Regions from separate parts of the Homo sapiens genome. Here region 1 is linked to region 2. A link is a loop called in an ENCODE intact Hi-C map of the cell type or tissue named here. Cell type or tissue: heart right ventricle. All regions are shown on one strand. Each heading gives the region's core, and the rest is flanking DNA. Links, peaks and the distances in the headings are about the cores only.

The links. Peaks named below come from ENCODE experiments on the same cell type or tissue, not always from the same donor. Only the 100,000 strongest peaks of a DNase experiment are listed, where the experiment ranks them.
Region 1: it touches region 2 in a loop (9-fold over the local background); 6 of 110 quality-filtered maps call a loop at or near these places.

What each region holds. Positions count from the first base shown.
Region 1 is chr20:32,458,079-32,473,970 of GRCh38, reverse strand. All of the region lies in intron 5 of NOL4L (nucleolar protein 4 like), which reads left to right. Among named protein-coding and RNA genes, the nearest start is that of NOL4L-AS1, 95 kb to the left of the region's middle. RefSeq lists a silencer at 3,360-3,409 and enhancers at 3,730-3,779, 14,638-15,553, 15,554-15,892. In heart right ventricle, for the core only: no CTCF peak of the experiment used is centred there; a DNase peak (open chromatin) is centred at 8,200; H3K27ac peaks cover 3,778 bases.
Region 2 is chr20:32,515,926-32,531,817 of GRCh38, reverse strand. It overlaps NOL4L (nucleolar protein 4 like), which reads left to right. Exons shown (of 11, transcript NM_001256798.2): 2 at 3,905-4,060; 3 at 10,896-11,007. It overlaps LOC101929698 (a long non-coding RNA gene), which reads right to left. Exons shown (of 3, transcript NR_110619.1): 3 at 11,533-12,419. Among named protein-coding and RNA genes, the nearest start is that of NOL4L-AS1, 37 kb to the left of the region's middle. RefSeq lists a silencer at 4,350-4,523 and an enhancer at 2,507-7,287. In heart right ventricle, for the core only: a CTCF peak has its summit at 9,933 (motif pointing left); DNase peaks (open chromatin) are centred at 6,767 and 9,937; H3K27ac peaks cover 1,169 bases.

The DNA of each region.
Region 1 (15,892 bases), core at 5,032-13,031, 58 kb after region 2:
CCACCCCGGCCTCCACGTGGACTCCCCCAAGTGGTTGGGCTCTGGGACCCTGGCATCTACCTTGGTGTGCCAGGGTTGTGAGGTGGCCCTGTGAGCACAGCACCCCAGCATCGCCTTTGTTTCCGTGGAGGAGATGGTTGGGGGCAGGGATGAGTGAGCTGGGCCCAAGAACTGGGGTGTAGGAGCCGGAGCCAGCAATTAGGAGGGGTTGAAGGTCGAGGCCTGGAATGTGGGAGGGAGGTGCGGATTAAAAAGGGGTGTAATGTGAACTCTGTGAAACGGGTCAGCCTTAAAGAGTAAATAAGGGGTAGGAGCCTTGCTGTTTGGGTCAAAGTTCATCTCCATGGCAGAACCTGCGCGCCTGCCTCCCGAAGGCCTGAATCCGGCTTTGTTTGGGAGGAGACCCAGTCTGGAGGCAGCTGGAGGTGTCTGGGCCAGGGGCTGGGGAGCACAGGGAGTGGCTGCAGGAGGAGTGGGGTGCGTGGCTGCCGGCAAAGAAAAGGCTTTTGTGCTTGATGCCTCGTGAGGTCGGTGCGACCCCCTCGTGCTGCCAGCCTCCCAGGCCAGTGCCGCCTTCCAGCGTTCCCACGGGGGTGGGGACCGGCGGGGGCAGCCACGTGCTCTGGGGGGCTCTGGGGCTGGGACAAGCGCAGCAGCTGACCTCCCGCCTCAACTGAGCCGATTGAGGCCACGCCCAAGGAACACTGAGGGCGGTGCCTGCAGAGCCCAGCTGGGGCCACAGGCTGTGGTCCCCCACAAGAAGGGTCTGGGACAGTTGTTCAGAAACCCAGAGCAGTGGGGCTGAAGGGACCATGGTCCCCCTACTCATTCCCAAGCAGATCTCATGCTGTTATTCCTCATGACCACCCTTTGAGAGCGTGATCTCTCTTGGAGACACGTCCTGGGGAGGTCTGGTGATTTGGGGGCTGTCAGGATCAGGTAGCTGACAGTGGCATTTCTGTGGGGTCCATGGGGTTCCCTCAGCACCTGCTGCCCAGAGGCTGGCTGGCCTGGCCATGAGGATGAGGCTGAGAGATGCAGGGAGGCTGGGGGGTCTGTAGGTCCCCAAGAGCCCAGTGCGGGGTCAGCCTGGGGTAGTCAGACACCACCTTCCCCTCCTGATGGACACCAGAGCTGGGACAGGGAGGATGCTGTTGACCACAGGGCCGTGGGCCTCACTGTCCCCTCCGAGACACTCATGGAGTTGTGGGCCACCCCGCTGGCTGGCTGAGACCCTGGGCAGGGCACAGGCCTTGGGAAGGCCCAGGCAGCTGGCCTGGCCTCTGCTGCCTCTTCTGGGCCTGTGGGCCTGTTGGTGTCTGTCCAGAGCAGTGGGTTTCCAGCCTAGAGTCCTGGGCCATCTTCTGGCCCCCCTGGAGACATACAACCAGCCCCTCTTGAAGGTGCTCACGGTGCAGAAATGTGAGGTCCAGCTCCCATGAGTGAGTCAAGGGGCTCCCATCAGAGCACTCTCAGGCCCCTGTTATTGACGCAGGACTAGGCAGGGACAGCCCAAGCAGAGGCACCCGCTTTAGCCCTCTGTGTGCTCCACTCCCCGCCCGAGGGTCTCCATTGCAGAAGCCCCCCAACCCCACTGATGCCCAGGTGGGCTTGGTGTGTGGGCTCTGGCCTTCCGTCCTTCGTGGAAGTCTGAGGCCTGCTGTAAGGTCAGTCTTGGTCTCTGCCCTGCCCCTGGGACTCGGTTGCGAACATGGCCCATTGTCGGTACCTGCTGAATGTCTGTTATCCCCGAATGAACAAACGAACAAACATTTACTGAGACCTACCCAAGCACACCATTGCAGAGCAGATGGAGCTCCGCCTCTGATGGGGGATAAGTTGGGTTGTTTGTTTCTGGGGACATCCTTCCCATCTGAGTACCTGGGCCTTTTCTTTTCGCCGGGAGTGTGGGGACTCCCAAGGCTGTGCTGATGACACACCTGTGTTGGTCCGTTTGGTGTTGCTATAAAGGAATACCTGAGGCTGGGTAATTTATAAAGAAAAGAGGTTTATTTGGTTCACAGTTCCACAGGCTGTACAGGCATGGCACTAGCATCTGCTTGGCTTCTGGTGAGGCCTCAGGAAGCTTACAGACATGGCAGAAGGTGAAGGGGGAGCAGGCATGTCTCATGGTGAGAGAGGGAGCAAGAGAGAGGGAGGAGGTACCAGGCTCTTTTAAATAACCAGCTCTCGCATGAACTCATAGTGAGAACTCACTCCATACAGCACCCAGCCACTCATAAGGAATCTGCCCCTCATGACCCAGACACCTCCCACCAGGCCCACCTCCAACCCTGGAGGACACATTTCACCATGAGATTTGGAGGGGACCCAGATCCCAACCATATCAGCACCCCATCCCTGCTGACAAGTGATCCAGCCAGGAGTGATTTCAGGGAGCCAGGCAGTTAGCACAGATCTACAGCTGTGGATTTGTTGGGGCCCTTCTTTAAAGATTTTAACAAAGGCAGATGAAGGCTGAGTGGCAGAGCAAATCCCATGGCGGAGACCACTGGGCCCAAGAGTGAGTTGTGCGGGTGCCAGCTCTCACTCCCCGGGAGCTTGCCTCTGAGCTTCTACCGGGGTGAGTGTCTGCTCTCACTCCCCGGGAGCTTGCCTCTGAGCCTCTACCGGGATGAGTGTCTGCTCTCACTCCCCAGGAGCATGCCTCTGAGCCTCTACCGGGGTGAGTGTCCACTCTCACTCCCCGGGAGCATGCCTCTGAGCCTCTACCGGGGTGAGTGTCTGCTTGTCCTGAAACTGAGCCCAAGAGTGAGTTGTGCGGGTGCCACAGCTTTCACTCCCCGGGAGCTTGCCTCTGAGGTTCTACCGGGGTGAGTGTCTGCTTGTCCTGAAACACAGTTAGGCTTCTGCCCCCAACCCTGCCACTGGCTGCGAGTCTTGGTCTCCCAGACCTCTTTACACCAGTTCCCCACACTCTGAAGTCCTGGGATGCTCCCAGGTCCCTGCGATCACAGCCACTGGTGCTTGGCAGGGAGCACCACTCACAGTGCCCTCATCTCATGGGGAGGAAACTTAGGATCAGGGAGAGACTTGGGGCAACTCAGCCAGAGTTGGGGAGGTGCCAGTGCTTCTCCTCTCTCCCCTTTGGCAGGGGCAGGGGCCATGTGTGAGGGTCCCCAGAAGATGGGCAGGGCAGCTAGGGAACCAAAGAAGGCCCTCTCCACACACTTGGGGCGCTCCCTCCTTGGGGCCCAGGGCCATGCGGGCCAGCTCCTGCCACAGTTTCCTGCCCAGGCACGGGCCAGGTCCCCTAAAGACCCTCGGCCAAGCCCCGGCTGAGGCGTGGGCTTTCTTTTGGGTCTGAACAGGGCTCTGTGCACATCATAGGGTGTGGAGGGAGGATGCCTGAGAGACTTTGTCCAGAGGCACTGTGGTCTGGCGTTGCCTTGGGGCTGAACAGCACATCCGTCTGTACTTACGCCGCCACCTGTGGGATGATCTGTTTGATGCAGTCTCCTCCCCAAGTACCATAAGCACCCTGAGAGCCAGGCCTCCAGCACCCAGCACAGGGCCTGGCACCACGCAGGTGCTGGGGTGCTGTTTGTTGAATGAATGAGTGGATGAAAATGAACGAAGGCATGCACGGAGGCAGGTGAGCCAGTGCGCCTCCTGCAGGCCGGGGCTGGCCCAGGTTCCTGACCCGGCAGGCGGGGCCACTCCTTCCGTTTCCCCTGGATGTGCTTCAGCAGGCCTCTCACTCTGCCCCTTCCTGAGCGGAAAATGTGAGGCCCGTCTGGCCTCCAGAAGGGATGCGTGGGGGCAGGGAGCGGACATTACTCACCTCCTGGGCAGACAGGAAGCCAGCGCCAGGGGAGAGCAGGGGTCTGCTCGCTGGGCCTGCATCCGCCTTCTGCAGGGTGGGCAGTCGGGGGATTGCTGAGCAAGAGTCGTGTGGAGCCCTGGCTGGGGCAGGTCAGGGCCTGGTGTGTGCGCCTCTCAGATGAGGCCGCTCCTCCAACCTGGGCCTCGGGACACACGGGCTCCCGCACTGTGCAGGCCTGAGTCTGGACAAAGGCACTGAGGGCCCTTTGGCTCTTCCAGGTTCTTGGCCACTTTAGTCACACCAGCGTTGGCCTTGTGACACACAGGGGTGATGAGCCCTGTCCCCACCTCCCTGGAGGAGTCTGGGGTTTGGTTGAAGCCAAACAGGCACCAGTGTGGGACCCCTGCAGGCTGTCAGCTTGCTGAGGGCAGGAGCCACATCTTTGTAGAAATGTCCCTTATTTCTCCCCTTATTTCAGAAGTATTACAATTATTGTAGAAAAATAAAGGAGAAGGCCAGGTGCGGTGGCTCACGCCTGTAAGCCCAGCATTTTGGGAGGCTGAGGCGGGTGGATCACCTGAGGTCAGGAGTTTGAGACCAGCCTGACCAACATAGAAAAACCCTGTCTCTACTAAAAATACAAAATTAGCTGGGTGTGGTGGCACATGCCTGTAATCCCAGCTACTCCGGAGGCTGAGGCAGGAGAATTGCTTGAACCCGGGAGGCGGAGGTTACAGTAAGCCGAGACCACACCATTTGCACTCCAGCCTGAGTAACAAGAGCAAAACTCCATCTAAAAAAAAGAAAAAAAAGAAAAAAAAATAGAAAAATAAAGGAGGAAAAAAGAAAATGAAAAATAATGATGTCTGGGGCCCTATTTTTCTCAGACTTTTCTATGTATCTAAGTAACCAGAGCCTCATTTTCTTTTCAATGAGGCAGTATTGGCGCCTTTTTTCTCACATAGTCATTGGCCTCCCTGACACTGATGTGGGCCAGCCACAGTTCAAAGCTTGTCTAGTCAGTCCAGTGACTGGGGTCCCATTCCTGAGCCCGCTGTGTGCCCAGCCTGACCCTGCTGTGTGCCCAGCCTGACCCTGTGAGCCCAGAGCTATACATGTCGCTGTTCCACAGGGCAGGAAACATCGTCTCCGAGGGGAAGTAACTTGCCCAGACCACAGGGACTGGGTCTCTCCAGAGCCAGCGTTTTGGCCACTCCTGTGGAAGGACACTCAAGTCCCTGTTTTTCTTTCTTTCTTTCTTTCTTTTTTTTTTTTTTTTTTTTGAGATGGAGTCCCGCTCTGTTGCCCAGGCTGGAGTGCAAAATGGTGTAATCTCGGCTCACTGCAACCTCCGCCTTCCAGGTTCAAGCAATTGTCCTGCCTCAGCCTCCCGAGTAGCTGGGATTACAGGCGTGCACCACCACGCCTGGCTAATTTTTGTATTTTTAGTAGAGACAGTGTTTCACCATGTTGGTCAGGCTGGTCTGAAACTCCTGACCTCATGATCTGCCCGCCTCGGCCTCCCAAAATGCAGGGATTACAGGCGTGAGCCACCGTGCTTGGCCAAGTCCCTGTTTTTCATTGCTGGAAGTGGCGCTGCAGGGTGCCCCTCAGGGCTGGCCCCATGTGGCCTGAGTCTCCTGTCCTGGGCTTTATCCCCAGGCCCTAGCACTGAATAGGTGCTCAACCAACGGCCACTGAGTCACTCTTGGCAGAGATGGGGAATCAGAGAAAGGGCCTGGGAGGAGGTGGCCTGGGAAGCTGGGCAGAGGCGTGGCAGCAGGGGGCTGGGAAGGGAGGAGGTGCCCGATGCCAGGATTGAGGGTTTCTTGGGTCACCTGTTTCCAAAAGCTCCCTATGACCCCAAGCTCCAACCAGGAGAGAAGGGCAGAGAGGCCACAGCCAGGCCATCTGGGGAGGGTCTGGCATGGAAGGGTTCTGGGAGGATGGAGTGGTCGGGCCCAATATGTGGCATCCTGTAGGCAGGTCCTGGGTGCTGTGCCATGGATCTGGCCGGCCCTTCCCCGAAGTATGGTCTTGAGCTAGCCGATCCCCCAACTCTGGGCCACAGCTTCTCTCTGTGACATGGCCTGGGGGCTGTGGCCCCTCATCCTGGCATGCCCCCAGGAGCTCTTAGTGAGAAGACCAAGGCTTCCTACCTCCTGGCCCCTGCTGCCCTTGGGTGGGGCCCTCCACCACCCAGAAATGCAAACTGGGCAGCAGGGCGGGTCTCTGGGGAGCAGGTGTGTTTCCTGAGTGCCCAGGGCTCGGTATTTACAGCAGCAGTGCTGTTGGCCTCTTCTCCTTGGCCCGGCCCCCTCCCCTGTGTGCCTCCTCCCTGGCCTCCAAGAGGTCTGCAGGGAAGTGTGGGGGCACACAGAGCTCAGATCTTGCTCAGTTCCCTCCTTGCCAGGCAGCCTTGGGCGGGTGCCAACCCCTTGCTGGGCTGGGGGTGATCATCTTGGCCCACCTTGCCAGGCGGTTGAGGACCAGATGTGGACAGCACAGGCCCATTGGGGGCCAGGCTGGGACTGGATGTGGGCGGTCTTCCTCACCTCCCCCAGATTCTCTGAGCCCTGCGCACCACCCCGTTGGTCCAGTCTTGCCTCCTCAGCCAGCCTGGTCTCCCTTGGTCCCCTCTGCCATGGAGGCCTGTGGGACCCTGACTGCAGCTTACCTCACAGCCACCCTCAGCGGCATCCCCACCCCTGCTCTCAGCTCCCAACCACCGCCCGGGTTGTGCTTCTTCGTAAAGGGAGCCGGGCTAGGGGGTCCTTGGTGTCAACCAGACCCAGGCACTCACAGCTTGTCCTGAGTCCCTGTCCCTCCCTCCCCACCCACATGTGCCAGGCCCTGTCCAGGGACCCCAAGTTCCCAAGACCCTGCTTCTCAATCTGGCAAATGCCAGACCCATCCAGGTGCCCACACTGATGGGCAGCTAAGCAGGCAGCGAGGAGTCAGTGCTGCCATCCAAGGAGAAGGTGCCAGGCAGAAGTGTGCTTCTGGCTTCTGGTACTCAGGGTGCCATGGGGTGTCCCCAGCACAGCGTGAAGCCGTTCAAGTGAGGGATCAGGCAGGAAGCCATAAGGCTGATGGGGAAGGAGCTGGTGGGAGTAACGACCAGGCCACCCGGGCTCAGAGACCATTACCCGCATTACCCCTGTGCCGCGGCTCTTTCTAGTGTCCTCCTCAGGTGATGCCCACCCTCCCCTGGGCCCATCCCTGGGTCACAGCAGCCCTCTCCCACCAGGAGGCACAGAACTCCGGCCTGCTGCTGCCTCCCCGTGGACCCAACACTCATGGCCAGACGTCTGCTCTGGTCAGTATTGCATGGCAGGAGGTGTGGCCCCTGCACCAGCCTCCCTGGGCTGGCCTGTGAAAGGCTTCTCTTGCAGTGGGCTTTTAAGCCAAGCCTTCTCCCCAACACCTGCTCATTATGGCTGTGTCCATTGCCCTGACCCTAATTCTCACAGCTGAGGCCAGAAACCAGAGCTGGGCCCCATTCTCTGGGTGCAGGTCCCACCCACCCCCACCCCAGGAGCAAGAGCTGTTTGTTCCTCCTCAAGGCTCCAAATACCCACAACAGATGAGCAGGCGGCGGCCTCCTGGCCTCCCCTCCCCCAGGAGCAGAGAGCTGGGGCCCAAGCCTTCCAGGGATTGGCTGTGGGCCACACTGGCAGTCCCGGGTCACAGGAAAGTGTCCATCATCAGCTGGGCCGCAGGCGGCACAGACAATGCTGGGCTGTGCTGGGCCCCGGCCCGCCAAGGGGTGAGAGACGCTGGGAGACAGCACCGAGAGATCCCTTTATCCAGGAGTGGGCAGGGCCTACACAGCCCTGGCCTTGTCTGGGATGCTGGGGAGGACAAGCTCTGGGGCCTGAGGAGCCGAGAGGTTCACCTACTGAGAAAGTGGGTGAACCAGGCGTGGTGGCTCATGCCCATAATCCCAGCACTTTGGGAGGCTAAGGCAGGCAGATCACTTGAGGTCAGGAGTTTGAGACCAGCCTGGCCAACATGGCAAAACCCCACTTCTACTAAAAATACAAAAATTAGCTGGGCGTGGTGATGGGCACCTGTAATCCCAGCTACTCAGGAAGCTAAGGCAGGAGAATCGCTTGAACCCAGGAGGTGGAGGTTGCAGTGAGCCAAGATCACACCACTGGGCTACAGAGTGACTCCATCTCAAAAAAAAAAAAAAAAAAAGAATGGAGGTGAAGGTGAGCCTGGCCCAGTGGGGCCACGTGGGGATCAGTGCCCTTGCCCTTCGCCACCACCCCTCAGCCCAGGACACATACAGAGCTCCATCCTGCAGGCTCCTGTGTCAGGGACAGGCCCTCCTGAGGCACCTCCACCGGGAGCCTGTTCAAGGGTGACTTTCCCAGGAACCAGGAAGTGACCAGGCCGCGTTGGCGTCATCACTCCGACCTAAGGACTGCAATGCACCGAACCCAGACTGGCTTCCGGGAGGGCTGGAGGAGGGCCTGCAGGGGCTTTGGGGCCAGGGCCCTGCCCCGTGAATCATTCACACATGGTGGCCTGGAGTGGCTCTGTTTGCTCTGAGAACACGGGGAGCAGGCTGTGTGTCTCGGCTCGATCTTTGCACACTGAATTAGTGTTTATTTCTCACCGCCTGTGCTTGGCCTGGAGGACGGGGCCAGGGAGAACACCCACACACAGGCAGTTCATCCTGGGAGCGCTTCCCCGGGGCATCAGTGGCCAGTAGGTGTTGGGGGAGGGGCTCTAGGAAGTGGAGCAGTCTGGTAGCAGGGGTAGGGAATTGTCCCACAGTACAGATGGGCAAATCAAGGCTGGCCTTGGAGGCTCCCAGAATGTCTGAGAGCACTGGGCGGCCTGGGTGGTGCTTTGGGGCCTGTCTGGGCGCCTCCACTCATCCCGGGTGATGGGTCGGTGACTTCCCCCTGGAGCCTCTGGTTCCTCCCTGATGTCTGCTGCAGAGGGTGGTTGTGCAAATCAGGCATGATGAGTTACCCGCCGCCTGACACTCGGGACCTGACGCATAATTGGTGTCCACCTCCCCCTCCACTGAAGGTGGTGTCTGTCTCCAGGGCCCCACCGCTTGAGCCACCTGTCCCAAGGCCTGAACATCATCTGCAGCTTGGACACCTCTCTACGGGCCAGGAACCCCAGGGTCTCTGCAGAGAGAAATGATTTCAGTTTTAGGGGAAGATCTAGGTGTGTGACGTCTAATTCATTAGCCAAGGACGGCTACTGAGCCTTGGAAAAGGCTAGTGCAGACAGGTGTGCAATACACGCTGCGTCTCAGCGGCTCCGTAGGAAAGAAGAAGGTGAAATATCTCAGCTCTGATAACACGGTATCAATTATTTGTTGAAATGGTACTATTTTGGATATATTGGGTTAAATAAAGTAGATTATTAAAATTGATTTCACCTGTTTCTTTATTACTTTTTAAAATGTGGGTACTAGGGCACTCAAATCCCTCATGCGGCTCCCACTCTGTTTCTGTCGGACAGTGCTGCTCCCGACTGTGAGGGCCTAAATTGGCACCTGCCTAAGCAAAGAGTGACCAGAGTTTCAGCAGGAACGCCCACTGCCCGGGCACTGAGGGGCACACGCAGAGGAGGCGCATGCTGTGGGGGTAGAGGAACTGGCGCCCCGGGGCTGCAAATCAGGGGGCAAGTGTGGCACCCAGATGGGGGGCATGGGCTCCCTGCTCCGTGGCTGGGGCCGGGCCAGGCTGTGTGAACCACAGGGACAGAGCTGGGCGCTCAGGAGGGCAGCTGTGCAGGCAGCTGGGGCCTGAGGGCCACGTGGAGAATGCAGGTGCCCCGTGTGGCCCCATCACCCGGATGGTAGGGTCCTAGTGTCCCCCATTTGACCCCTGCACCCCTCCTGCCTTTCTGGAGGAAGAGCTGGGCAGCCTGCCCTGAGCCTGGTGCTCCTTGGAACTACGCATCGTGTAAACACAGCCTGGGCGCTGGCCTTTGTCAAAGCAGGCAGGGGGCCAGTCCTGGGGAGGTGCACGCCTCAAATTCAGAGCAGGGTCAGCACCCCCAGACCACAGCCCATAGCCCTACTGTCCACGCCTCCCTGGCCATGGTGGGCCGTGGCTCCAGCAGTCTCCCACCCCCTCCTCCCCCGTCGCCCTGTTGTGTGTGAATTATTGATGCCCCTCCCATCCCCCGCCTGGCTGCTGCTGTGACAGAGTCTCATGGAGGCGGCACTGCCTCCAGCAGCCACACCTCTGGACACGGAAGGCAGTCTGCACGCAGGGCCTGCTGGCCTCCAGTGGCCGTGTACCTGGCCTGTGGTCCCAGGGATGGTGGGCCTTCCCGTTCTCCGAGCCTAGCCTGGGAGCTGGTGGGAGTCGCCCACCGGGAGAGGGTGCCACTGGCTGTGGGCCCCAGAGCGCGGTGTGGCGATTGGTGGTTCGCACAGAGCTGGGCTTGTGCGGGCTGCGGGGCACTGGCGCCCACATAAGGGCATTGTTTGCTGAGGTAAAAGGGGTTTTTGTCTCCTTCTGGAGACGGGACAGAGGGAGGAACAATTTCCCCCATTCATCACTAATTCCTCCATTTGAATAGCAGCACATTGCCCCATGTTCAAATAGACGGACACGGCAGTCCTTCCCTGCCCGTAGGCATTCTGGGCACAGGTGGTGGGCTCCGGGTCCTGCCCAGATGAAGGAGTCGCCCTTTGCCACAGTGGGGAGGGCCTGGTTTTGTGGAAATGCTGAGAGGGGGTGCATCCCGGGCTGCTTCCCCAAGGCCCCTCAGGACATGTCTCTGCTGCCCACGCAGCCATGGGCTGGGGGCAGGCCCACCCTGCTTTCATCACACTGGGCCCCAGCAGGTTGGCCTCAAGGGTGACCCTCCTGGAGGGGCCTCATGGAAGCAGCAAGATGGGGACCAGGTGGGGACAAGAGGTCACCTGGGCACCCTTAGGTTCCACTTCCAGCTCCAGGTGTGGAGGGTCCATCCAGAACTCCCAGCTTCCCACTGAGCCTCCCAGCTGGAGGCCTGCACCCCGTGAGGCCTGTGTGCTGGGGCTTCGGTGCCCATGGAGCCAGCTGGGTTTCTTCACAGAGTCATAAAGTGCCAGAGCCCAGGAGGGCGTCAGCGGCAACTCCCAGGACTGTAGATAAGAGGAGGCCCAGGAGGTGGCAGTGCCCAAGGTCGCCCAGACTGCAGGACCCTACACCAGCACCATCCCTGCCCGGGCCCCACTGCATTCCATCACAGCAAGGGTTTGTGCGCCTGTCGATGTCTCTTTTAAATCAGTTTTTTTTTTTTTTTTTTTTAAGACAGAGTCTCGCTTTGTCGCCAGGCTGAAGTCCAATGGCGCGATCTTGTCTCACTGCAACCTCCACCTCCCGGGTTCAAGCGATTCTCCTGCCTCAGCCTCCTGAGTAGCTGGGACTACAGGCGTGCACCACCACGCCCAGCTAATTTTTGTATGTTTAGTAGTGATGGGGTTTCACCATGTTGGCCAGGATGATCTCGATCTCTTGACCTCATGATCTGCCTGCCTCTACCTCCCAAAGTGCTGGGATTACAGGCGTGAGCCACTGCGCCTGGCCTAAATCCATTTTTTTTTTAAGGGTTGTGGGAGGAAGAATTCCAATCGGATCAAAACCCAACTGCCCCCAGTCTCTCTTTTCCTTCTTTCCCCAAACAGTGACAGGCGCGTTCTCCTGGCCAGGTGCAGTGAGGGGTGGGTGTGAGGGTTGCAGCCAGCCCCTTCTGTGGGCATGAGCCCTCCTGTGGGCACCACCCCCTCCTGTGGGTACCAGCCTCCTCAGGACTGAGCTGGGCGTCATGGTGAGGTCCCCATGCAGAGCGATCCCAGCCCCCGGGTCCCATCCCTTGGCCTCTGCCAGGGAGAAGACCCTGGACTACTCAGAGACCAAGCCATTGGTGTGAGCCTGCCTCTAGCCGGCCTAACCAATAAGGAAATTATTAGCTCCCTCACCAAAACCTCTAGGGCCTTCCTAGGTGGCAGGCACAGATGGATTTCAGGGGATCATCTGTGCCCCCTATCAGCCCTGCTTTCCCCAGCGTGGGCCTCCCTGCACCACGGGCCCAGCAACCCCAGGTAGAGAGCACCTTCCCAGCCATCGCAGCAGGAGTCCCCGCGTGATGTCCTCGGGCCCAGCTTGGTCACACGCTATTACCAGTTGCTGTGATGGGTTGACTGGCCAGGCCTGGGGCATGCACTCACCCCGGCGAGCCCAGGAAGACTCAGTTGCCCCCACCAGAGGGAGGGGTGTGATCTAGGGGGCAGCAGGAGCCATCCAGGCCCACCCAATACAGCTGCACCAACTCTGGGTCTCTAGGGCTGGGGCCGCTTCTGTGAAGGCTGGGCACAGGCCAGAGACACAATAAACACAGTAGTATTGCAAGGAGAGGATAAGTGCTTGGAAGAAATAGGTAATTTCTTCCAAGCACTTATCCTCTCCTTGCAATACTACTGTGTTAGAGGGGGCTGGGCGCAGTGGCTCACACCTATAATCCCAGCACTTTGGGAGGCTGAGGTGGGTGGATCACGAGGTCAGGAGATCGAGACCATCCTGGCTAACACGGTGAAACCCCATGTCTACTAAAAACATAAAAAATTAGCCAGGCGTGGTGGTGGGCGCCTGTAGTCCCAGCTACTCGGGAAGCCGAGGCAGGAGAATGGCATGAACCCGGGAGGCGGAGCTTGCAGTGAGCCGAGATCACGCCACCGTACTCCATCCTGAGCAACAGAGCAAGACTCCGTCTCAAAAAAAAAAAAAAAAAAAGAAAAGAAAGGTAGAGGGGTCAGTGTGCCAGAGCAGGGTGGGAGCTGGGCTTACCGAGAAGGTGACCTTTACGCAGAGCCCTGGAAGTGAGGGACTGCGCCAAGGGGACACCCGGGACAGAGTGGAGCAGGAAGAGGGAACAGCAAGTACCAAGGCTGGGTCACAGCTGGGGCGGGTGGGTGAGCCATAGGGGCTCGCTGGAAGGGCCTGGTGGGCCCAAAGGAGGGACCTGGCTTCCAGTTGGAGTAAACTCAGCCCTTGCGGCTGCAGCCGGCATCAAATCCACTGCTTGTGGGGCCGAGGGACAGGCTGGACCAACCCCACCCCGAGCAGCACCTCTGCCCCTGTTGGTTCATGAGGCTTCAGCCCTCGCCCCACCGTCCCTGGGATGGCTTCTGCAGAGCCGTGGCCCACAGCCGGTGCCACGATGGAGATCGGGGCAGGTAGGGAGGGCTTCCCTGAGGTGGTGGTGCTCGGGTTAGCACAGAAGGGCGAGCAGGAGTCGCCGAGAGTAGGGGAGACACCATGGCTCAGGGGCCAGAAAGCTGGTGACACCCCTTCAGAGCCCCGTCTCCTCTGGAGCCCTCAGGTTTGATTTGTCGCTGCTGGAGCATGAGCTCCGAGGGTGGCAGTTGCCCCCATCCCCACAGTGGCCCTCTCACTGGGCCCACCTCAGACTGTCACAGGCTGGGCTCCGGGATCCCCAGAAGCCCCCGTTGCAGTCTGGGAGCCTCGTGCGTCGGCAGTGGGTGAGTTATGATGTGAGAAAATGTGGGGTGCAGGGAATTGGGGTTTCCTTTTGAGCTCCTGCCCCATCTCGGGCACCATCCTCACCTTAGAACCGTGTTTTACGGCTGTGGGACCCACTCTGAAAGGAAACGGAGGCTCCAGAAGGTGGAGTAGCCTCTTCCAGCCACTCCGCGGCTCAAACCTGTGGCCTCCCCAGTCGGCAAAACATGGGCCTCAGGTTGCAGGCAGCCCCCAGAGCATGTGGCGCGGGGGCAGCTGTGTGGGGTGGGGGCTGGCATGCCGGGGCTGCCTGAGCGGAGCTGGGGGTAGGCGAGACCTTGGTGTCACTGGGGAAGGCAGGCTTTCGCGATCCATGTTGTCCCTCTGAGTAGGCTCTGTGTGTGCGGCATGAGAAAATGAGATAATGGCAGATAGAGCCTATAAACTAGGGCAAAGGGGCTGTTTTTGGTCTGGGTTCTGTGTGTGTGGTAAAATGTGTGACATAAAATTTGCCATTTTTAAGTGTACACTCCAGAAGCACTGTTATTTCCACAGCTTGTTCATCCCCCAACAGAAACTCTGCACCCTTTAAGTACTAACTGCCCATTCCCAGCCCGTGGAGCCTCACTGTACCTTCTGTCTCTGTGAATTTGCCTGTTCCAGATGCTGCGTAGAAGTGGAATCACTGAGTATCCTTGTCCGTCTGGCCTGTTTCCCACAGCCTCGTGTTTTTATCATCCACATTGCAGCGCTTATCCAAACTTCATTCATTTTCATGGCTGGATACTATTCCATCGTATGAATAGACCACATTTGTGTACCCATTTACTTGTCGAAGTTTTTAAAAATATAAATAATGGGTTGGGCGCAGTGGCTCACGTCTGTCATCCCAGCACTTTGAGAGGCCAAAGTGGGAGGATGGTTTGAGCCTTGGGAGTTTGAGACCAGCCTGGGCAATATAGCGAGACCTGTTCTCTACAAAAAAAGAAAACTTTAAAAATTAGCCGAGGCTGGGCACGGTGGCCCATGCCTGTAATCCCAGCACTTTGGGAGGCTGAGGCGGGCGGATCGCCTGAGGTCATGAATTCGAGACCAGCCTGGCCAACATAGTGAAACCGTGTCTCCACTAAAAATACACAAAATTAGCTGAATATGGTGGCGGGCGCCTGTAATCCCAGCAACTTGGGAGGCTGAGGCAGGAGAATCGCTTGAACCTGGGAGGTGGAGGTTGCAGTAAGCCAAGATCGCCCCATTGCACTCCAGCCTGGGCAGGAAGAGTGAAACTCCATCTCAAAAAAAAAAAAAAAAAAAATTAGCCAAGCGTCGTGGTGTGCGCTGCTGGGGAGATCGCTTCAGCCCAGGAGGCAGCAGTTGCAGTGAGCCCTAATGGCACCGCTGTACTCTAGCCTGGGCAACAGAGCAAGACCCTAAAAAAAAAAAAAAAAAGTAAACCATGTAACTGAGTCGCCAATATTTTAAAATCTGTTTACATAATGGTGCAGATTTCCAGTTTCTTCTAACAGCTTGGAACACTTGGCCATACGAGGTCCTAGCACCTGGTGCCTTACGGGTCTTACCCGCCCAACCACTTCCCTGGCCAGACCAGGGTGGCATCTGAGTGCAGTTAGGGGAGGTTCTGCCCCGGCACTAGTGCCTGTCGATCCCCAGCCAGGCAGCCGGGGGCACAGCCCCGAGGCAAAGGTCTTGGTAGCTGGAGAGTCTGGGCCCCCGTGCCGGGCATCTGACCTGGTAGAGGCTCCAGGAGCACCCTGAGCAGCGTGTCTCTGGAGCTCACAGTGGCGGAGGGCAAGTCCATCTTCTCGGGAAAACCTGATTGGGAGGTGGGTGGTGGGATGATGGGATGTCACTTCTGGGCCTATGTAGGGTGTGGCACTGCAGCCAGCCTTGGGCCTGGTGCCTGTGATGAAGGCAGTGACCACTTGCTCACTGTGTGCCAGGCACGATGCCCACTGAGGAGCAGCCCCTCATTCCAGAGGAGGAATCTAAGGCCCTCCAAGGTCAAGCAAGTGGCCTGTGAGGGTGGTGTCGGTATGTGAAGTCGCACCTGCAAGGTGGGTGAAGGATGGGCCCCCTGCAGCTCATGGGAGCGTGGGTAACCAGCCAGTATGGGTGTCATCCCTGTCCCCCGTGGAGGCTCCTGGACCTCAGGTGCAGGGGCTTCTCTGGTGACAGGGTCTGTCCTGGTGGGGCAGATGGCCCTCACGATGACCCTGGGCCAGGGGAAGGGAGCATGAGGATCCCTGGCAGGGCCGGGCAGCAAGCTGGGGTTGGAGGCGTGAGTGCCTCCTTCCTAGGGACAGTGGAGAAAAGTGCCAGCCTGAAGTGGCAGTGTGGAACCAGACCTTGAAGGCTGGCTGCCATCTGCTCAGCTGGAGGTGTCATGGCAGGCAGATTGCAGAGCTCCAGCACAGGATAGTGAGGCTGGGCTGGGGGACTGCAGAGGTCACAGGACTGAGAGTGCCAGTGGCTGTGGGCCGGACTCTTACTCAGCTACAGGAAAGCATGGGACAGGGGAGTGAGGATTAGGCCTGGCTCTCACAGGTGGGATGTGGGTGGCCTGGGCGCTGGAGAGCAGCCAGTGGGAGCTGCATGA
Region 2 (15,892 bases), core at 5,356-13,355:
ACAAAATGTCCAGACTCAGAGGGGTCCAAGGGAAGAGATGAACATTAACCAAGTCTGTATGTGCTGGATGCCTGACATACATTCTTGATCCTTGGAACATCCAACTAGCACTTTTTAGGCCCATTTTATAGGTGCGGAAACTGACTTTCAAGAGGTATAAAAATAGGCCGGGCACAGTGGCTCACACATGTAATCCCAGCACTTTGGGAGGCTGAGGTGGATGGATCACCTGAGGTCAGGAGTTTCAGATCAGCCTGGCCAACATGGTGAAACGCCATCTCTCCTAAAAATACAAAAATTAGCCAGGTGTGGTGGCAGGCGCCTTTAATCCCAGTTACTTGGGAGGCCGAGGCAGGAGAATCGTTTGAACCCAGGAGCCAGAGGTTGCAGTGAGCACTCCAGCCTGATGGCAGAGTGAGACTGTGTTTCAAAAAAAAGAAAAAAAAAAAAGGTATAGAAATAAAGTAACCCACCTAAGGCCCCCACAAGCTGGTTAGGGGGAAATTTCCATCTCACCTACATAAAATATTGTCTCCTCATCAGATTGCTTTCTTTCTCCATTCCTTCCCACAAAATTTTATCTCCTTCCTTTTCCAGAAATATCTGTGTTCTGGTCTGAAACAATTTTGAACAGGGAGGTCTATTGGCCTTTAAGCAGCTAAGCCTCTAGAGCTATGCCTCTGGATTCAGGTGATCCAAATGTGGCTGACTTCACTCTATACTTAAAAATGGTAAAGATGGTACATTCTGCATGGGTATTTTACCTGAATTTAAAAATTCAGTGGAACTACCCCCATGATATCCTTTTTAAAAACTGTTTTTTAAATTAAAGTTTATCAGACATACAGAAATACACAGATTATAAATGTTAAGGTTTTTGTTTTTGTTTTTTTTTTGAGATGGAGTTTCACTCTTGTTGCCCAGGCTAGAGTGCAATGGCGTGATCTCAGCTCACTGCAACCTCTGTCTCCTGGATTCAAGTGATTCTCCTGCCTCAGCCTCCTGAGGAGCTGGGATTACAGGCATGCACCACCACACCCAGCTAATTTTCTATTTTTAGTAGAGACGGGGTTTCTCCATGTTGGTCAGGCTGGTCTCAAACTCCCGACCTCAGGTGATCTGGCTGCCTGGGCCTCCCAAAGTGTTGGGATTACAGTCATGAGCCACCATTCCCGGCCAAGTGTTAAGATTTAATGACTTAATAAATTGAACACACTTCTATAACTACTGCCCAGATCAACAAATAGAAACCCAGCTATATTCATTTTTTTTTTTTTGAGATGGAATCTCGCTCTGTTGCCCAGGCTGGAGTGCGGTGGCGCGATCTCGGCTCACTGCAAGCTCTGCCTCCCGGGTTCACACCATTCTTCTGCCTCAGCCTCCCGAGTAGCCGGGACTACAGGCTCCCGCCACCATGCCCGGCTAATTTTTTGTATTTTTAGTAGAGACAGGGTTTCACCATGTTAGCCAGGATGGTCTCGATCTCCTGACCTCATGATCCACCCGCCTTGGCCTCCCAAAGTGCTGGGATTACAGGCGTGAGCCACCGCGCCCAGCCAAAACCAGCTATATTCATTCTTAAGGTTCATTTTGTTTATTTTCACCAATGTGAACCTCTGGTTAGAAGTGTATTATAACTGTACATCCCAAATCCATATCTTTGCTGAGTAAAAAATTTTTTAAAAGTCTAACTGACCTATCATAATATTTGTCCCATCCCAACCCTGTCATGGCAGTATATGAAGAGCCCTGTAATGCTGGGCATTTACGGGTCAATAGTGAACAAGTTAGTCATTGATCAGCCCGTACAGATGGCCTGAGATGTCGGAGGGGGTGGGATACTCCCCAAAAGAGGTAAAATTGATTCCTGAGAGAGGTTAAGAGCAGAAAAGTCATGGAACTTTACAGCTCATCTCATAAATGAAGCTCGGGGAGGTTGAAGGGTTTGCCCATAATCTCACAGCGAGGAAGCTGGACCAGCAAGTGGCTTCTCCTGTACACACAGAGAGAGAGAGATATGTGCTATCTGAGACGTCCCACTGAAATGGGTTCTGACCAGGAAGGAAGCCACTGGCAAGAGGGCCTTGTTGGGGCCAGTGAGGTCACCTCCCAGGGTTACCACTTAGGGACACTGCCCGCTAGCTGTGGGGCTCGGGACCCCACATCCCAGATGCCCTTTGCCCCCCATCTGCTCTCTGCTCTTGAATGGGCTGCTGGTGAAGAGACACTGCTGTTCGGCCATCATGGTGTGTCGAGAAAGCTACTGGGTGAAACCAAGACCTGTCTGTGCCAGAACGTGTTGTGAGCGAGCGTCACCTCCCAGTGTGGCCTGTATTCTACTTGGACTACAGAGTCCAAGGTCTGAAGCCATCTGTGCCATCCACCAGCCACTGTACCTCAGGCAGGTCCTGACCCTAACAACCTCCGAGGGTTGCCCCGGTGTTCGGCTCTCTCATACCTGGGGGAAACATGGTGAACTGCAAAGCACTTCTTAATAACAATATCTAGCAATCCCTGTACTCCAGGCTCAGTGCCAAGTGCTGCACACACAACTCAGTTCTTCATGGGAAAGGGGCTTCTGTTATCCCCATTTTACAGATAAAGGGCCTGAAGCTCGAAGCACAGTAAGTGCTCGGGGTCACAGGGCCACTTCCATGATGGGGCCGTATTCAAACCATGGCAGAGTGTGTCCAAGTGACCCTGCCCAGCTGCCACTTATGACCACTCAGTCATTCAGTCATTATTTACTGACTACCTACTATGTGTCAGGCACTGTTGTAAGTGCTGGAGAGAGCTGAGAAGGAGCAGGCGAAGCCCACATCCTCTTGTTGCTGACATCCTTGAGTTGGGGTCCTTTGGGGAAGAATTCTCTTGGAGATGTGTCTTTTGGGCACTTTTAGAGAAAAGCCTGCTTCCTTTCCCCTCAAATTCCCTCCATATGGCTTGCTCTTGATCTTCAAAGCCCCCTAACGTCCCCACAGACTCCCCTGAAGGAGCTGGTGGCTGACAGCCTAGTGTCTCTGGGTCTGTGTATCTCCCTTGTGAGGACTGCCTGCACGGAGCAGTTCCCCAGCAGTCCGTTCCCTTCCGGGCCCTGGCCTCACCCCCAGCCTCCTGCCCTGTGGTTTCCCTGCAGCCCCCTTTCCTGCTGGAGGGGAGGGCAGGCGTCAGCCCCACAGCTGTTTGCTATTGAAGGACCCGTCTTGCTCCTGGCACACCTAGTCGGGCCAGCTGACACCACTCAGCCAGCCTGATAAGAGGCTCGGGGCCCACGGCCGCCCCGTTCACACGGCCCTGCCACCTCCTCGTGGCCTCGTGCCTGTTATTCTGTACATCTCCACACACAAAGGGCCCGGGTGCCGTTGCTGGCGCTCAGCTGCTGGAGTGGGGAGGGCAGGCAGCCGCGAAAAGCTTTTCAGAAAGGCCAGGGCGGAGGCAGGAGTCACCCAGGTGATCGGAGCTGTTCCCCCGGGACCCCAGCCCAGGCCCACAGTGAAAGGTTACTGCTAATTGGCGAGCTCCTGATGGGGCCGCATCTATTTAGCACTCCCCCCTCCCCAGAGACTTCCAGGATGGTCTTGGCACAGCGTGTGATTCAAGAGCTCCCCGCCCGAGTCTGGCACAATCTGTCTGAAATTGTGAACATGGAGCCTCTTGGTTTTTTAATTTGTATTTTCGTTGTCGCCGTTCTCTGCCCATTGTTGCTGGTAGATTTCATAGCTGCAGCCACCCTGACTCTGGCGTCCCCCTCCAGGGAGCCCCCTCGGTAGGCTCCCTCCCCTCCCCACCCCAAGACCCACTGTCGGAGGCATTGCCCGTCCTGACCCCTTGCCCCGGCCTCAGGGCCCAGTTCTCACCCCGCCATCATTCCTGACACTAACACAGCTTGTCCACCCTGTCGCAGGGGGCAGATGGCCTGTCGGAGCCAGAGGGCATCTCTCTGAAGCGGGTCGCTGTGGTGGAAGATTTCTTTGACATCATCTACTCGATGCATGTGGAGAGCTCAGCGGAGCCAGGCAAAGCCCCCAAGCACGCTGGGCAGAAGAAAACCTACCGAGCGGTGAGATTTCTGTCTCTTTGCCTCCACTGGCAGCCCCAGGCCTTGGCAGGAGGCCACGGGCTCCGCACATGTTGGGCTTGGGGGGCGGGGCAGGGAGCTGAGGCGTGATGAAACGGCCTTTGGGGATCTAGGGGGGCACAGGGCAAGGGCACGGCAGCCAGAGATGGCTCACAGGGCGAGGGGAGGGAATCTGTGGTCTGAGCACAAAGGAAAAGCAGGTTGAAGGGGGTGAGAGGGAGGGAAGGAGAGGGATGAGGGCAGGAGGCGCCCTCCTCTTCCCCGTTTCTGCTTCACTTGCTCCCACCCGACACCACCCCCAGCCCCTTGCAGCCTGTTCTGGGGCTGGGGTGCTGGGGACAGATAATAATCAGAGGAGCAAATGCCTTCATGGCATGGCATTTACTGCATGCCAGGCCTGTCCTGAGCTCTTCCTATGTGTGAGCTCATCCTGTGAAGTCAGGACTGGGAGTTCCCCAGGGGAAGTCGAAGGACCTGCTCCCCACCCTCCAGGAGATCACAATTGGATTTGGGGTGGGGAGGCTGAGAGCAAAAACAAGATACATGAGAAGCAGAAATGTCTCCAAGGCTCGCTTTGAGAGAGCAAGAACCCAGGCTCAGGGGCATTTAGCACAGGCACCGCCAGACACAGATGAGCCCGGGGGACTGTGTGGAGAAGGTGACACCTGTACTGGCATTCTACGCTTTGGGGAGGCATAAGGGCAAAAAAGGCAACCTAGGGGCAGGAAGCATCACAAATGCCAGGGAGGTGGAAATAGATGGGACTGGCCAGACCAGAGGCCCCTCCTCACCCTGCAGAGGGGCCTGCCTGTGTTCTGATCCATCTCCTGCTGACCCACATGTGGGCCTATCCACAGCTCATACATAGCTCTGAACCATTTGTCCAGTGCCCAGGGAAGCCAGTAAAGCCAAGCCCTTCATGCTCATTCAAGCCTTGATGCAGTCCTGTGACCGAGGCACTGAGGACCCATTTCACAGTTAAGGAAACTGGGACCCAGAGAATTGGGTCACTTGTCCAAGGTCAGACGGCAGCTGAGTTGCAGTCAGCCAGTGTCCTCCATGCCGACTTTCTCTGGAGCTTCTAGAGATATGCCCTTCTGTGGCTGGGCTTCCCCACCCAAGGCAGATGTGAAACTTCCCACCCCAAGTTCTTTGTATAAATAGCTTTGGACTACCGTGGAGGTGGCTGTAAAGTCTATAATTTCCCCTTATGGCCCATCTTTTTTTTTTTTTTTTTAATGCAACCATCCGGTTAGTCCTTGTCCTCAGAAAATGGCTTTTGCCCTAAATGGATTTTAAGGATGGACCCATGTGCCAAGAGCCTCAGAGAGGCAAGGTGTCTGCCCAGGAAGGCAGGAGATGGTGATGGTCTCCCCGCCCCTCCTGCTTCTCGGTCTGTGTGCTTTGGGAAGTGACTTGTGGGAAGGGAGTTCTGAGGGTATTTCCACCAGAGGATCATAGAAGAAGGAAGAGGCACCCAGGCTGGGGCCCACATGGGCCCCTTGGCACTGACAAGACCACATTTTCTCAGCATTAAATTTACCATTGTGGGTGGGGCATGGTGGTTGACACCTATAATCCCAGCGCTTTGGAAGGTTGAGATGGGAGGATTGTTTGAGCTGGAAGTTCAAGACCAACCTGGGCACCATAGCAAGACCCCTTCTCTTAAAAAAAAAAATTGGGGCCAGGCGTGGTGGCTCATGCTTGTAATCCCAGCACTTTGGGAGGCCGAGACAGGCAGATCACTTGAAGCCAGGAGTGTGAGACCAGCCTGGCCAACATGGCAAAACCCTACCTCTATTAAAAATACAAAAATTAGCTGGGCATGGTGGCGCATGCCTATAATCCCAGCTACTTGGGAGGCTGAGGCATGAGAATCACTTGAGCCCAGGAAACAGAGGTTGCAGTGAGCTGGGATCATGCCACTGCACTTCAGCCAGGGTGACAGAGTGAGACTCTGTCTCCAAAAATAAAAATAAAAAATATATTAAAAAATTCAGGCCTAGTGGTGTGTGCCTGTAGTCCTAGCTGATTGGGAGGCTGAGGCAGGAGGATTGCTTGAGGCTGCAGTGAGCTATGATTGTACTACTGCACTCCAGCCTGGGTGACAGAGCAAGACCCTGTCTCAAAAAGAAATAAATAAAATTCACCATTGTGCTGAGCAGTCAGCATGTGCTCTACACCAGCACTTCCTACACATGTATGAAGGTTGCATGCATGAAGCAGGTGCTGTTGTTACCTCCATTTTAAGATGAGAAAACTGAGACTCAGAGAAACACATAACCTGCCTGAGGTCAGTCAGCTGACATTCAGAGCCAGGCCACCCACCCCAGAGCCTGTGCCCTGACCACCACACATCCTGCCTCTCTGCAACCCTCCTGTGGTCAGCTAGTAAGCCCTATGACTTGCTGTTGTCCAGGCGGATGGGCTGGAGCCAGCTGGATCATGTGGTTTCCCTGGCCCCTTCGGTGTCCAGCATCAAGCCTCGTCCACAGGCACTCTTTGGGCGGTTTAGGAAGGCAGGGGTCTGCGGCCTCCATGCTGTGGGGAGGGCAGGGCTGAGCTGGTTCTGCCAGCACTTGCATCCCTGGGCCAAGCGGACATCCAGCCCTTTGCTCTGCACTTCCTGGCTTCTCGTCCATATGCCTGCCGCGTGCCCCACTTCCCGCTGCCCAGCCTGGAGCTGGCACATGACTGGCACTGAGCCAGCTGAGCTGCACACAGAGCTGGAATTTCAGCAGCAGGGCCAAGGCTGAGCTGAGCAGGCCAGGGCCCTCCTGCCGTGGGTGTGAGGCCGAAGGGGCTGGCACACCTCCCTCCTCCCCTACGTGCCTCCTCTCCTTTTCCCCTTCTCCTCCCCATCTGTCACCCTTCTCATGCCACCCTTTTCCTTTTTTGGGGGCAGGGGGTGGTGCCTGGATGCCTTTGTGCCCCTCTTCATCTGCTCCCATTTTCCTCGACCCATACCTAGCTCTTCAGCCCCACTCTGCAGACACGAGGCCCCCACCCATCCATGCCTGTGGAAGGAGCCCCCAAGGAAACCCCTGCTGATGGCTGCAGAGGGGCACAGCCTGGCATCACGGGGTACGCATCAAGCTCCTGGCTGAGGACTTTTTGGATCTATCTCTGTGTTTTGCCAACGCTGAATCCTCAGACTGCCTGACAGTCTCTAGGGCACAGGGCCCCTCTGGATTTTTCCAGGCCTAGGAGGGTACTATAGGAGTTAGGACTGGCAGGGCGGTGGCAGACTTTTTCAGTGCACTAAATGAGGCGTGTTATTTGGTAGGGAAAAGAGCTTTCTGGCATCTACTGCTGTCCACCCGTGGATCAGATAGGGCAGGCAATGAGCTTTCTGAAACTGGAGGTATTCGAGCTGGAGTTAGATGGCCATGTGCAATGGATAATGCAGGGATTCCCATTTCGAGTAGGAAGTCCCTGTCTCACTTAGCTTCTCAGTGTGACCTGAGGTGCAGAGGATCTCGGAGGTCTCTCCAGCACCAGGGTTTGAGGAAGGCTCCAGCTGGTTCTACAGAGTTTCCTGAACTCACACAGAGGGCTAGTCCTTTTTCCAAGGGGCCTTCCTGCTTTTCTGATTTCTGCACCCTTCTGGGTTGGAACAAGCCCTTTTGCTTCCTTTTTCCCTCCCAGGGTGCTGGTAGGTCAGATCGGGTTCCACAGTCCGGATCTAGCTGCCCAGGCCACTTTGGAGTTGGGGCCAGATGTGGTCAGCAGCTGCTCCAGGCCCACCACGTGCTAATCCACCCTCAGGGCAGAAGGAGGATCTTGTAAAGTGGTGCAAATCCCCCCAATTGGCCTCATCTGTCTTTGTTGGCCTCTGAGTTGGGGAGTGAAATGGGGCCTTGCAAGTCAGCGACTCTGCAAATAGCTCCTGCTCTCTCTGCCAGTGAAGTCCCTGTTTTTTACCACCAGGAAAAATGTGAAAGGCAAATTCACATACGGGACTCAGTGTCCAGGCAGGAGGCCCGGGGAGCAAGGCAGCAGGCAGCCCAGGGCAGCGGAGGGCAGTTGGGCAGGGACAAGGGTCCTGGAACTTCCCCTCCTTAGACACAGCAGCTCTGTCTTTATCTGTTTCATGTTTTGGGCTTCAGTGTATGAGTCTATTTCTAGAACAGGGTCTGCAGCTTAAATCTAAAACCATCTGAAAACCACCATCCTATTAACTAGAGCATCTGCTAGGATTGTCCTCCTGGTTTCGACTCATTCTGTGGTCCTGTGGCCTTGGGCATTCGTGCACTCAATCAGAAATGGAGGTCCCATTTCTGGTCCCAGGCAAGCCAGGAAGATGAATCAGAAGATGCCTGCTGAAGGTTGCAGGGGGAGGGTTTGTCATCCTCTATACAGGTCCCTACGGCAGTGCAGAGCTGGGCTGGACTCTGCGCTTTATTGACTCCCCAGGGAGCTCTAAGCCAGGCTTGCAGACAATCCAGCCTTGTGGGGCAGGGCTTCCCTCCCTGGCCCTCAGGCAGTTCCAAGGACTTCTCACCTGTCAGCCTTCTATCCTCCCCTTCCACCCATCAATGGGACCCAGGGCCAGAAGGTGTGTGCTCAGCACTCCCCTCCCTGTGGCACGCCAGCCAGCCTTTGCACACTGCTGGGGTCCCTGCCAAGGCCAGGATAAATGTGGCCACCACTCTACCCCTGGAGAGGGAGCCATTCCTATTCCCTCAGCTGGCCAGGCAGCAAGAAGGGCCCTGCCCATCCTGTGTGCAGCCCTCAGCAGAGCAGCCAGGCCAGGAGGACCCCCTGAGCCCTTTAAAAAATATTTCTCTGCCCATTGGCAGGTGAGCAGGCAAGCTTTGGGTAGCTTAGTAGGGCTGCCCTCATGGTAGGGACCTGGCCCTCTTCTCCCAGCTGACTGTGCAACCCTCCCCCGGGCCCTCCACTGAGCTCTCCTGAGGCCTGACCTAGGGTGCCACGTCTCAGGGGAGCCGAGGGGCATCTGTCGGCCCAAGTCAGCCACAGCCCTCTGCTCTGCCTAGCACACGCCCTTCCCTCCTGCACACTTGCTCCTGCAGCTGCCACCCTTCAGCCAGACATCTCTCTCCAGACCCAGCTGGCCTGAGAGGAACGTGCCCCCAGACTTCCAGGCAGCCCTGGGCTGCTCTGCTGAGGGCTGCACACAGGATGGGCAGGGCCCTTCTTGCTGCCTGGCCTACTGAGGGCACAGGAATGGCTCCCTCTCCAGGGGTAGAGTGGTGGCCACATTTATCCTGGCCTGGGCTAGGGATGAAGCTCTCTGTGTGCATGGCAGAAAAGCCCCATCCCTCGGACCTGACACCTGACAAGGACCAGCTGCATCCCTGATGTTGCTCTCCCATCCGCTGCTCCAGTCAGAGACACTGGGGTTTGCCCTTGTCCCTGACCTCCAGAGGAAGGCAATCAGACAGGGAATTTGGAAGGGAGATAACTCATCAAGGAGCCTGCCTGCTCCACAGAGCATCAAATCAGCTGAGAAATAACAATTGTGTCACCAAAATTAACTTCGCATTTGCAGCTGGCAAGAGTGGCCCCTGGACTCTGCCAGTGGGCTGAGCTGGAAGCTGTGCCTGAGCTGGTCCTCCAAGAGCCCAGCCACAGCCTGGGACACCCCAAGCCTTCTGCATCCCCCCACAACTCCACTCCCCAGCCCCGCCCTAGCCCACCTCTACCCTCCAGCCATCACAGAGATGGAGAAGGACATTCGTGCATTTCTAAAGGAGCAAACCCCTGCAGTTGCTGTGGGAAGGCGGGGCCAAGCGCAGCGCAGAGCAGCCCCTCACCCTTGGCCAACTTTCCCAGCCCGGCTGCGGGCTGCGGCGAGGACAGCGGAACGCTTGGGTGATGCTGCCCCTTAGTGGAGAGGTGCGGGAGGACCCAGGCTCCAGGAAGCACATGGAAAACCAGTAACTGGGCAGTCTCAGCCCAGGGAACCTGGGACTGAAGGGACTCTTTGGCCCCACCAGACAGCTAAATCAGGGTCAGTGGCTTTTCCAAAACCCAGAGCAAGAGGAAAGGGCTGGACACCTAGGCCCACAGCCACTTCTTCCCCACTCCCCCACCCAGCCCTTTTTTCATGTTCCCTCCCTTCTTTGTGTCTCTCCCCCAGCCCTCTGCATCCCTGTCCTCCTCCTCAACTAGGGGAGGCCTTCTGGAGGCAACTGTGGAGTGGTGTGACCTGGAACATGGGGTTTAGTCTGGCACTGCCTTGAAAATTCCTTGTGACCTTGGGGAGTCAGCTCACCTCTCCAAGCCATAGTTGCCTGGAACATGGGGGTCCTGCAGAGCCTGTCTAGTTTGAAAAGTCTGATGCCTGGTACTAGCCCTTCACAGCTCTTCCTAAGAAGGTTCTTGACCTGTCAGTGATCACAGGAGATGGCTTGTAGGACCTTTGGTTCTGTGTATGGGCCTGGGGCAGTGAATTTATCTGTGGGTCTCAGTCTATCCATCTCTAAGAGGGGAACTGCTCACCCTACGCTAGAGCAATGTTTGTAAGCCCATTTTTTTGTAGCAGCAATAAAATGTTCTGAGGAATGTTACTTATTAGAATATAGGTTAAAGACTAGATAATGTTTAAAGGGTTTGCTTTTTCAATTTTTAACCTCCTTTATTGCGATTTTTAAAACAAATGGTTTTCCACAAAAGTACTGTCTCATTGCCACAGCTGAGAATCCAGGACACCTGTCCCTTGCTCCTCAAATCCCTGACTTTCCTTGCAAGAGCCGAAGCACCTGCCACCAAAGCTCAGACCTTGGTGACCCCATGGCCAAGTTGCCTCCCCACAGATCCATATAACAAGCGAAGCTCTTCTCTCCTCCAGATCGCAGAGACCTATGCCTTCCTCCCGAGAGAGGCCGTGACCCGGTTCCTGATGAGCTGTACGGAGTGTCAGAAGAGGATGCACTTTAACTCCAATGGCCTGGAACCCAAAGGTAGCAGGGGTGGCGTGCTGGAGGGCTAGGGCGGGGGCCATCTAAGAGTGGACTGTCCCTGAAGACGCCAGCTTTTGCTGGCACAGAAAAGTGTCCAGCAGCTGTTGTTGCTAGTCCCAGAGGCCAGTATGGGTCCGTGGTGCTGCCCAAAGCGCCTTGTTTTGTTTCGTTTAACTTTTTTTAAATCTCAAATTTCACTTAAAAACCAACCATACAAAACAAAAAAGTGAACAACATGTTTCCCCTGCCTTGCAAGGCCCCGGCCAGCCCCTTTCCTCCCAGCCGGATTCCAGTTGGGAATGGCCAGCCTGCCCCGTTCTCAAAGTTCCATCCATGCCTCCCACTGCTTCTCCATGCACGAGGGTCTGGCCTGTACCCTCCCTGAGACGTGTGCATGCATCCTCCCACCCACATACCTGTTAATGATACATCTTCCCTGGTGCTTGTTTCCACCCTGTGCACACCCATGTGGCCTCTGATAAGTAAACCCACGGAGTACTGATGATAATTTTTTTTTTTTTTTTTGAGACAAAGTCTCGCTCTGTCGCCCAGGCTGGAGTGCAGTGGTGCGATCTCGGCTCACTGCAAGCTCCGCCTCCCGGGTTCATGCCATTCTTCTGCCTCAGCCTCCCGGGTAGCTGGGACTTCAGGTGCCCACCGCCACGCCTGGCTAATTTTTTTTGTATTTTTAGTAGAGATGGGGTTTCACCATGTTAGCCAGGATGGTCTCGATCTCCTGACCTCATGATCTACCCGCCTTGGCCTCCCAAAGTGCTGGGATTACAGGTGTGTAATCTGCACCCGGCCGACTGATGAGAATTTAAAATGACCAGGGCAGGCTGGGCACAGTGGCTCATGCCTGTAATCTCAGCAGTTTGGGAGGCTGAGGTGGGAGGATTGCTTGAGCCCGGGAGGTGGAAGCTGCAGTGAGCCATGATCATGCCACTGCACTCCAGCCTGGGTGACAGAGTTAGACCCCATCTCAAAAAACAATAAAATAAAATGCCCAGAGCACTTGTGACCACCAAAGGTGATCCCTTGGACTGACGTCCATGCCCTCCAGCTCTGTCCTGCCCAGTGAGACCAGCAAGGACCTCACTTCAGCACCCCCGCACCCCCTCAAACTGAACATCCCAGAGGCCTCCAGGAAATCTGGGGGCCCATCTGTTTGCAGGTGGCTTTGGCACATTGAGACGGCCCAGCACATTTGGCTGGTACAATTATAATGCTGCCCTGAGAAATGGTGCCCAGGTGGGCGATTTATCAGGGTTTCCAGGACTGCCTGGTGCATCATGCCAGCTCCCGGGCATCGGGCCTGTGGAAGTTGCTGAAGTCAGGCCCGAGGATGGAAACAGACTCGAATGAAGGGCGCGCCGTTTATCCGGGTGGCACTCAAGTAGCATCCATTGAATCTGGGGAAGGAAAAATCCACAGCAAAGCCTGAGCAGACAACAAAGGATTGGGAGCATGGGCGTCAAGCGGGGCTTTCTGCTTGTGTTCATTGTCCCTGACACACGTGAACGGCTTCTGACAGCAGCTGACTCACCAAATCCAGAGGCTTCCATGCCCTTGGGAGCCATCAGGCCACGGCTGTTTCATTGGGCACATGGGCCAACTTCAAAGCACGAGGGGCAGGAATGGATCTAGTTAATCCCTCATAAATGCTGGTTCCCATGTTAAGAACAGGGCTCCAGGGCTGCACTACCATTCAGCTGCTGTGTGTCCTGGGCAAGGGACTTCATCTTTCTGAGCCTCAGTTCCCTCATCTGTGAAATGGGGTTAATCAGAAGGCTGACAAGATATGGGTTAGTCCCTGTACCTGGCATTGGTGCAGGAAGAGAGAGCTGTGGCTGTTGCGGTTCCTGTTATAATGCTGGACACTCCCTCGATGCATGCCTGAGCCAGTGATCCTGAATGCTGCCACCCACGTGGGCTGCCCCTGGCCAGGCAGCAGCTGCAACCCCTGGGCCAAGACAGCATTTGGTACCTGCAGATGGGCTGGAGGGCTTTCCCTGCCCCACTCTCCACCCTGCCAGGGTTTAGGCCGCAGGGGCCAGGGGTGTGTGTCCTAGTGGTGACTGCCTGGTTCCTGCCCACCCATCCGCCTGTCCCCTCCCGTTCCTTTCCTCATTGTTTCCATAGCAACTGGCGGAGTCAGACACAGAATTGCTTGCCTGGAGGAACAGAGGCGAAGCCAAGAGGGGCTCCATTTGTGGGCTGCTCTGGGGTGTCTGAGGCGCCATCCGCTCCCCTCTCCTGCCACACATCCCACGGCAGTATGGAGGGCATTCCTCAGCTCCCTCCGCACTCCTCACTGATGGCTGCGAGGTCTCCCCATGCTGCAGGCTGCACTCCTCATCTGTGGGCTTCTGTGTGGCCAGGAGGGCAACGCGGAGCACAGCAGTGGCCTGCTTCCTCTCCTCGCTGGCTGCCACCACCACACCCCACCCCCAGGGAGGAGAAAGAGGCCAGGGAGCGAGGGAGCACACAGGCCAGGAGCCATCTAGAATATAAACCAGCGCTGAAGCCCATCTTTCCTGGGGCTTTCTTCAGGCTGGACAGAAGACTAGCACCATGCCCATTCTCACCCATCCTCCCCCATCCTCAGACACAATGCCATCTCTGTCCCAGGTAGCGGAGCTTCTCCTCGCAGGGAGAGGAGAAGACGCTGAGGGAGCAGGAGCCCGGGGAAGTGGCTCATGGAAGGGCATGGACTTGGAGTCAGGCAGGTCTGGTGTGCAGCCCTGTTCCCCACTGTGTGTCCCTCGGCAGGACAGGGAACCTCTCTGAGCAGTTCCTGATCATGACAGTTACAAAGATCCTATGAGGTGTTAGTCCTGGCTTACAGGTAAGGAAACTGAGGCACAGAGAGGTGTTGAGGTGAAATCATACATCCAAGCTCTCCCAGGAGATAGAAGTGCAGGCAGGAAACCATATTTTCTCATCAGCAAAGTGGAAGGAATGCCATCCTTTCAGGGTGGTGAGGGTGAGCCTATTGTGGAGGGCACCTGGGACGCAGCGGGTGCCTGGGGAGCATCACCCTGCCTCCTGCCTCCAGCCCGTGTCGTGGCCTACGGTGCCCAGACACAAGGCTGCCAACGTCCAGGTGGCCCAACAGAGACACAAGGTCTGCCTCTACCCAGGTAGGGTCAGATGTGGCCCCCAGCCCTGCCAGGCAAGCATGCTGGGTCCACACCCTGGACAGGGTTAGAAGGGAAAGGCCTGGTTTCTGGAAGCTGCCAGTGGAGAGTTTTGAGTCTGAAAGGCTCCACTGTCTGCTAAGTGGCCAGAGGCATTCGCCTCCTGGACCGTCCCCAGGTTCCCCTCCTCCTGCCCCCGCTGAAAGCCTGCAGATCCTATCTCTGCCCGCCATGCTGGCCACTGGATGCAGCTATAGCCTGCTGTCTCCCAGGCACCCCTGCATTGCCAGCCCTCCCTTCTCCCTCTCCAGCTGCTGGGAAAGCAGAGCCTGCACCAGCCCCAGAGGCAGACCCAGTGTTCCTGCCCCAGGAAGGTGGGAGGGAGCGGGGACAGGGGACAGGATGGAGGCTCCTTGAGGGCTGCTGGGAGAATGCCTGGCTTCCTGGCCTTATGTTAAAAAGAAAGAAAGGAAGTAGAGTGGCCTCCTTTGCTCAGCGGTCTCTCCCCAGCAGAGTGGGGGGGACCTGGACAGCCCCGTGCCCTCCCCCAGTGCCAGGAGCATAAACAAAGGAGGTGGCAGAGGATCAGGAAGTCTGAGGACGGGAAATTCCAGGACCTCCTGACTCCACACTCCTCTTCCACCAGTCCCTGAGGAATTGAGGACACAGCATGCAAAGTGGGTGTGACTTTAGACCAGCCCAGCTCTTGGGGAAAGGGACCTTTGGAGGCATGTCTCTGTTTTCTTTGATGTGACAAAATATTGTTGCATGGTTGCAAACTGGGAGTAGCCAATGGGCAGCAATGCTGACTCTTCCTCAGTAGGCAGGTTGTCCACTTGGGTCTCCACCCCTTCACAACCAGGCCCAGACTCCTCTGCGTGGTTTCCAAGGCCCTCCATGCCTGGCCCCTCCACATCCCTCCTTGCCAGCCTGGCCTCTCCCGGCTCTCACACTTGCTTGCTGTGGGACTGTGGGAAGGTTGCATAGCTTCTCTGTGTGCTGTTGCCTCATCTGTAAAGTCAGGGTATTACTATGAGCACCCACCTCACAAGGTTCCTGGGAGCCTCTAACCAGAGTGTGTGTGTGGAGCCCTAAGCAGGTGCTAAGGAGCTGTCAGCTGAGCAATAGTTCGTGAGTCCCATTCCGATTCTCTCTACGAAGCTTCCTTGAGCGACTCCGGGGCCCTCTCAGCTCTTCCTCCAGTGACCCTAATGGCCTCACGTCTGTCGCACCCTGCTCATCCTTCACCCTTGTTTCCTGAGCCTGGGGACTGCACCGCACACAGTTTCCTCACGTTCCCCACCCGGATAGCATGCACATCAGCACTCCTCGAAGACTTGCCAATTCAATGATTTACTTCCCCAGGAAGGAGATTTTTTTTTTTTTGCCACCTTTTGAGCTGGTCTCAGGCCTGGGATCTCTGTTTCCAAATTTGAACCCCCTGAGGCTGGCTGGTCTCACGGCCTCTCTGTGCCAGGCCCCCATCGTGCACACATCCTTCGACGCCCACCCCTGCCTGGAAGATCTTTCATACCTGTCTCTGGACTGAGAGTTCTTCGTGCTGTAGGTGAAAGCTTGTGAGCATCACCACCTGGTGTTCCCACGAGGAAATGAGGGTCACTCCCATGGTTGAGGTTTGCATTGGTTGATGAGTGCCATTGGCGCCCAGCTGCACAGGCCAGCAAACAACCTGGCTTGGCCCAAGCACCCACATCATTGATTATTCTCGAGACTGCATAAAACTA